Regions from separate parts of the Homo sapiens genome. Here region 2 is linked to region 1. The links are chromatin contacts, found by Hi-C or POLR2A ChIA-PET in ENCODE. All regions are on one chromosome and are shown on one strand. The core of a region is the stretch at or near the end of the contact, and the rest is flanking DNA. Distances in the headings are between cores, read along the strand shown. Region 1 overlaps REEP1 (receptor accessory protein 1). Region 2 has its middle 47 kb from the start of KDM3A.

What was found. Hi-C counts contacts between places; a loop is a spot of excess contacts on that map. ChIA-PET counts read pairs that join two places held with the same protein, here RNA polymerase II (POLR2A). Pooled maps may share reads with other maps.
Region 2: a pooled map shows a loop between it and region 1 (3-fold over the local background). The contact joins two enhancer-like sites. A Hi-C loop is called at or near these places in 1 of 168 maps with a recorded cell type or tissue (endothelial cell of hepatic sinusoid) and 3 of 50 pooled maps. POLR2A ChIA-PET finds 5 or more read pairs at or near these places in 1 of 52 experiments (Panc1).

What each region holds. Positions count from the first base shown.
Region 1 is chr2:86,221,373-86,225,092 of GRCh38, forward strand. The region is part of intron 7 of REEP1 (receptor accessory protein 1); the gene reads right to left. Among named protein-coding and RNA genes, the nearest start is that of MRPL35, 24 kb to the left of the region's middle. Within about 2 kb of position 1,864, at least 16 of the 41 ENCODE cell types and tissues checked have a DNase peak (open chromatin) inside an H3K27ac peak, as active enhancers do.
Region 2 is chr2:86,392,065-86,395,784 of GRCh38, forward strand. No RefSeq gene overlaps it. Among named protein-coding and RNA genes, the nearest start is that of KDM3A, 47 kb to the right of the region's middle. Within about 2 kb of position 1,621, at least 6 of the 41 ENCODE cell types and tissues checked have a DNase peak (open chromatin) inside an H3K27ac peak, as active enhancers do.

The DNA.
Region 1 (3,720 bases), core at 614-3,113:
GTTCCTTTGATTTTTAAATTACTATTATTATTTTATTTCTACTCTGCACTTCCCTCAGCTTATTTACTCTGGGCTTAGTTTGTCCTCTGCTCCCTTCCTCTGTCCTAATCAGCTGCATCCTGTTGAGCACAAAGACCAGTGACTCCAGGGAGCCCTCGCTGAATACTCTGACCCTCCCTGGCCTCCCCACTCTGAGACCCGACAGTGCTTGGAGGCTGTGCCACACAGCTTGTGTTGGGTGCCCTGGTCCTCATGTCAGTCTCATTGCCTCAGCCAACAGAAGGCATCCTGAGACTGGGGGGCCATGGCTGATCCTCCCTCAGTCTCTCTGAGCACCTGACCCAGGGCTGGGCACACAGTGGCCACTCATCAACTAAACTAAATAGAATCCTGAAGTCATCTCAGAGAGCTCAGCTCTAGTCCCAAGTCAGAGCTTGACACCCCCATTAACCAAACCAGGAAATTCCTTCTGGACACAGATACCTCCTGCCTGGCAGGAGGGAAAAAAGACCAAAAGCCCTCAGACCAAGGCAAAAACTGCAGAAGCAGCCTGGCCAGCTCCACCCCAGCAGCCAACTCCATGACATGGAAGTGGGGTGGGTACCGGTTCGAGACTGTGCCTCTGCATATGCTGTACCCTCCACATCCAGGTCCAGGGCTTTCCCTGTACTGATGGTTGTGGGTGTCAGAAGGTGGCCCAAAGTCACCGTGAGATCCTCAGGCATCTAACAACCCAGGCTAGTTATCCAGTCTGGATTCACTGAGGCTGAGCAATGAACTCACACTTACCAAAATCACCATCATCACTATAATCTCAGGACTGAAACCAAAATGGCTTTGTGCATGTTCTCCACTGCAAGGATTGCAGGGTAGAAAAGAAATGACCCTCCAGCCCAGTAGGAGTGATGGTTCAAGGACAACCCAGATATCCAAGCAGGAATAGAAACAAGTGCTCAGCTCAGCAGAGGCTGGGAGCAAAAGAGGCCAGTGTGGGCAGTGAGGGAGCCAGAATAGCCTCAGGAAGAAGCTACAGAGAGAACCTCCTAAGAAGATAAGACATCTCCTAGTCACTGTGTCCGCTGAGCATTTCTGCCAAGAGTGTTGTCTATAATATTTGCCTTACTCTCAGAACCAGTGAGAATAAACATTCTAAATAAGACAAGCTTCCACGCCTCTAGCTGGCTGTTGCACAGTGGACTGAATCTCTTAATAATTGTATTTCCCTCTTTGCAGTGGTTTCAAGGAAGCCAGGTGTCTCAACAGTCTACACCTTGATGGTATGCATTTAAAATGTCCTTCTCCCCACTGATTCCATCTTACTTGCCCACTCCCTTCTCCCCATGCTTCAATTTTCTTACTTTGATTTGCTACTTTAGATATATTTCCACAAGTAGACCTAACTCCTTTTTATATCAGGAAGGAGTATAAATGGAGAAATGAACCCCACAGAACATAGTCCCAAAAGAGGGGCACCAGGAGGAGCAGGAGAGTGAGTAGCTGGGTAGAAAATCCCATGCTCTGCCTCCTCCATGTTCTTGTCCCTGAAGATCTAAAGATTGGTGACCCAACAGGTCCTTACCCCTGGCAACAGGCCTGAAAGAGTATTGCTATCCACATCTTAGTACTCTAATTGGCTCCCAGAGACAATGTGTGTGGGAGGAGGGTCTCCCGCCCAAGGTCATGGCCATAACAACTTGCAAACCTCAGGTGATGGTGGCCACGGCCTTGAGCCTGCAGAGCTGCCACTATGATGCCCAAAGCTGGGTTGCTTCTAGGAAAGGGCAGGGTTTCTGCCGTCTTCCACAGCAGGGGAATGGGTGTGTGGCCTTGGCTGATGTTTCTGTATTAGCAAATGTGTCAGCAGGGCTACAGCAGCCAGGGCTGCAGGCTCCACCTCTTCTCTCTGTGGGGAAGGGAGGGAGGGAGAAACTGGCAGAGCCTCTCAGCCCTTTAAAGGCCTGTGTAGCCTGCAGTGGGCCCAGGGCTGCCGCACCCCTGCAGTGCAGCAGAACCTCCCCCAGGTTAGCAAAAACATCCCACACAGCACACATTAGCGGGAGCATTAATGGAAGGCAGCAAATGTCTGCAGAAGAGCACGCCTGTCTGGAACACTTACATCCACGTCCCCAACAGCACCGAGGAGAGAGAAAAGAACATTCCGTTAGAGAAGGGTCTTTGGCACTAAAACTCACACGTGTGCACCATGCACACATCCCCATCCACACACACTCACACACAGACACACTCACATACACACATGTAGACACACACATGCTCACTCACTTCCCATGCTCTAAACCTCAGGCAGCTCCTCCTGCTATAATCAGAAGGACACTGCCCAGAGGCCACACTCAAAATGCAATTCTCTCTCTCTCTCTCTCTCTCTCTCTGAGAGGACAAAAAGGATGACTGCTTTTAAAAATTATGTCCTACATGCTTGATTTTAAAAGGGGGGGAGGGACACCTCTATGACTAACCACACAGGCAGTAATCCAGAGTTCAGTTCTATATGACATAGAGGTAGGCAGAGAAAAAAAAAAAGAGAGAGAGAGATAATAATAGACACACAGAAAAAGAGAGACAAAGACATGCAGAAAACAATAGGGAATCAGTTGACAAATGGGGCAGGAACAGAGCAAAGATGGGAAAAGAATGTTCTGGCATCTGAGATGTGCAGCTTAGAATAGAGGCTGCTGCCCCTGGGGCCTCTAAGCTCTGTCACTGCCCTAAAAGGCACTTAGCAGCCTCCGAAATGCCTCCTTTCCCTACCCCCATCATGAATTAAGACCTGAATTTACAACTCCTAGAAAATGTTCCTGTCTGCTGAGGGATCCTGGGGCTCTGCATGGCCCCAGAGGTAATTTGAATCTTCCCAGGCTTTGGCCTGAGTGAGCACCCCTTGTGACAACATTTCAGGGGACCAGGAGGAAAGTGTCCCCGACAACTGTGAAATCCTCTTACTGCTTAAGAGTCAGCCTATAGCCCCAGGTGCAAGACAGACCTCCCCCAACACCATCTGCCACCACTGCACAATCCAGTAGAGACTGTCAGAGCTGGGAGGACCAAGGGACACCTCATGGAGGGGGAGACTGAGGCCTGCAGAGTGCAGGGGCTTTCCCAAGGCCTCAGAGGGAATGGTGTAGGCCAATCATCAAAGGGTTCCTTGCATGCAGACCTGAGAGCCAGGGCACAGGTATTAAGAGGCCCTTGGAGAGGCGGAGGTCCAAGAAAGGAAGGGCTAGGACAACGGCTTCCAGGTCTTGAGGCCACCACCAGGCCTCACCTGCTTCCCGCTGTCCAGCAACCCCCATCCCAGCAGCAACCAACCTGCTCGGGGATAAGGAACCAGAACTTGGACACTGAATCCTGGACACACTCTTATGCACATGCAGCCTTCCAGAACTATTCAGTTCCTACAATCAACCACAGCTCTATTGAAATGCACTGGAAACACTGTGTCTGATCATGAAACCACCAGATGTCATGGCAGGGAAGGGCTTCTGAGAGCAGCACAGAGCAGTGTCAGGGGAAGAATGGAGGACAGGGCAGCCACTCTCCCCGACCCCCAAGTGCCAATCTCCCAGAATTAGAGGCTTTTGGAATGGCTCACAGAATTTGCAGACTCAAAACTACAGTGTGAATAGACAGAAATCCCTGCAATTGCCTGGAGCCACTGGCACCACAGGGTCATTTCCCATGAACTAGTGTGTCCACCAGGCC
Region 2 (3,720 bases), core at 371-2,870, 170 kb after region 1:
CTTGAGTTACTGTTTTTATAAGGTGTAAGGAAGGGGTCCAGTTTCAGTTTTCTCATATGGCTAGCCAGTTTTCCCAACACCATTTATTAAATAGGGAATCCTTTCCCCATTGCTTGTTTTTGTCAGGTTCCTCAAAGATCAGATGGTTGTAGATGTGTGGCATGATTTCTGAGGCCTCTGTCTTGTTCCGTTGGTCTATATATCTGTTTCAGTATCAGTACCATGCTGTTTTGCTTACTGTAGCCTTGTAGTATAGTTTGAAGTCAGGCAGCATGATGCCTCCAGCTTTGTTCTTTTTGCTTAGGATTGTCTTGGCTATATGGGCTCTTTTTTGGTTCCATATGAAATTTGGAACTCCTGACCTCAGGTGATCCACCCACCTTGGCCTCTCAAAGTGCTGGGATTACAGGCATGAGCCACCACACCCAGCCAATGATGAATTTTTTAAGAGAAAATAGCATTAGGAAGAATTAAAAGGAAGGCAAAGCCTCTGAAAGATCCAGAGGAAAATTTTAGGAAAGAGTTTGACCATAACCATGTTTTGGCCACTGGTGTATGGCATATACTGCATGCTATGGGGCAGCACCCTAGCCTCCCAGCTGTCACTGTAACTGAGCCCTCCACAGGCCATTCCACTGTTTAATCAAGCCAGCTGATTTGGGGTGATGTGTAGCACATGGCAAAAACAGTGAATTCTATAGATACAAGTAATGAGCTCACGTCTATAGAATGCCCTTCACCATAAAATGATCTCCTTAATAAAGGCAATTTTGTGTGAGTTGCAGATGTTGAGTAAGGCATTATTTAAGCCCACAAATGGTGCTGGCAGAAGGACTTCTATGGTGGGCATAGAAGACAAACTCGTATCTTGAATAAGTATCTATTCCCATAAAGACAAATTGCTGTCTCCTCCGCAATGGAAAATGTCCAGTATAATCAACCTAAGACATTGGGGCTGGCTGGCAGCCCAAGGATAGGTGTCATAATGAGGCCCCAGTGTTATCTCTGCTGTTAGAACATTGGGCACCCAGCAGTGACGTTAGCTAGATTAATCTTGGCGAGAGGAATCCAGCTTGGTGAGCTCATGTAAAATCTACCCCTGCCACCGTGGACATTTTGTTTATGGGCCCATTGAGTAAGCATCAAAATGTTTAGGGAAAGGAAATCACTTTCAGCCACACATGGGTTGTTTTGTGCACTCCACTAGACCACAGAGAGCTGCCTCTTCAGTAGATGCCCTTTGGTGAGCATTCATAGTGGTTACAAATATGTACATTTTTAGTGCCTGTTTTGAAGAGTTAATTCACATACTTCCTGAAGACTTCCTTGTCACTAGTCTTCCAATCTTGCTCCTCAGAAGTCAGTGACCACTCTTCTAATCCATTAATCCTTGATCATAAATTGGTATAGTTGCATACTCCAGGGCATCTCGCCTTCTACAGTAAGTGGACAACAGATGTACTGCTTAAAATTCTGCCTATTAAGAGGATTTCCTTTCACCCTTGCCTTTCAGACTCACTCTTCAGGGGAGCTGTAAAACAGCAGCTGTTCACTTGCAGCCCTATCATGCAGACCCACTGCAAACCAAGCCTGTGCTTTTTCTTCTTCTGTCAGCTAGTCCTAGGCAACTCCCCTTGAGGCCACTGGTGTGGGCTGAGAGAGGTGGTAAAGTAGTAGAAGCAAAAAATGTGGGAGGGTGAGCCACCTGCTTATGCAATATTCTTGAGCCTTTTATACCTGCTTGGGCCTTATCTTGTAAACACCATTTCCATTTTATACTGAGTACTGCTGCACATTCCAATTTTATGACTCAGTGGATTAGATAATGCCCAGTTCACAATGGACAGTTTGAGTTGCCTAGCTTGCCATAGTCAGGATTCAGACTCTATCAGGGACTAAATTCAGCCTTGTTCTGGGAATTGGTGCCTAGGTCTTGTGGTTTCATGGGGTTTTCTGGACTCTCTAAAGTTGGCACAGGGCTTCCTGTATGCAAAAGAAATCCCTACACTAAAGACTTCCCTGACATGATTGTGTTGCTGCATAAACTGTGATAATAATGACTAACCTGACTTTCACTTTTATTTAGTTAAGCTTCATAACAATTTGGTGAAGTAGGTTTTATGTTCTCCATTTAATCAGAAGAGAAAAACCTTGATACAGCTCTAGAGGTTAAATGCCTTGTCTGAGGCTACATGGCTCACAAGTGGTGACAGCTGGAGTCAGACTGCCAACTGCAATACTGTCCCCTTGGCCACCCGAAGTAGCTTCCCAAAGGCATATTTATATCAGCCACCTGCAGAGTCCTTTCAGTGCACAGAGACAAATTAGATTCATCTAGCCTGGGCCAAGGTATAGGGCATAGAGTAGGGTAGGTAAAGGCAAGGATATCAGTGGGTCTTGGTACAGGATGATTTTGTTGAATTCCTAAGGACCACATTCTCAATGGTGATGCCCACATTATAATATATACTGAAGCAATTATTGATAAAATGATATAATTTCTAAAATTTGCTTTAAATTAGCCAGGAAGAGAGAAACCAGTGATGAAATAAGATTGGCCATGTGTTGATAACAGTTGAAGCCTAGTGATGAAAATATAGTTCATTATACTGTTTTTCCACATACTAAAAAGTAAAAAATATATTCTATTCACCATGGCAGACCACATTATGGGCCATGCACCTATCTTAGCAAGTTTAAAACAACAGAAACTACACAATATCTGCTCTCAGACTACAATAGAATTAAATCAGAAATTGATAAAAGAAAGATAGCTAGGGCCGGGCACGGTGGCTCACGCCTGTAATCCCAGGACTTTGGGAGGCTGAGGCGGGTGGATCACGAGGTCAGGAGTTCGAGACCAACCTGGTCAACATGGTGAAACCCCATCTCTACTAAAAACACAAAAATTAGCCAGGCATGGTGGCACGCACCTGTAATCCCAGCTACTCGGGAGGCTGAGGCAGGAGAATTGCTTGAATCCAGGAGGTGGAGGTTGCAGTGAGCTGAGATCATGCCACTGCACTCCAGCCTGGGTGACAGAGCAAGACTATGTTAAAAAAAAATCATTATTTTGTTGTAAATCCAATATTGTTTTAAATTATTTAAATGTCACTTTAAATGTTGTTATAAATCCAGTTCTCTTCACTCCGCATCAAACAAGGCAAGGTGTGATCACACAGACTATTTGGGGGTGGGTGGCTGTGGGTCGTCATCTCCACAGTGCTTGGTTTCTCTTCTCAAATCTACAGCTTGGAGTAGGTTGATTTCCCTGCCTGTTTCCCAGGGAAGCGTTGCACTACCCATATGGCAGCTTTCTCATACTCCCTGTCTGCATTCCTCTGTTTCCCTAAATGAATGGAATATCTTGGATGAACTACTGCAAGGTCCTTTGGGTCTCTCCCACACAGTTTTGGCTCACTGCAACCTCTGCCTCCTGAGTTCAAGCGATTCTCCTGCCTCAGCCTCCTGAGTAGCTGGGATTACAGGTGCCTGCCACCACACCTGGCTAATTTTTGTATTTTTAGAAGAGACTAGGTTTCACCACGTTGGCCGTGCTGGTCTCGAGCTCCTGATCTCAGGGGATCTGCCCGCCTCGGCCTCCCAAAGTGCTGGGATTACAGGCATGAGCCACCACACCTGGCCCGATAATTCTTTACTCCTAGAACTAACTTCCCAAGATGTACTATACACACACTCACTTCCCCCAACCCCCACTCA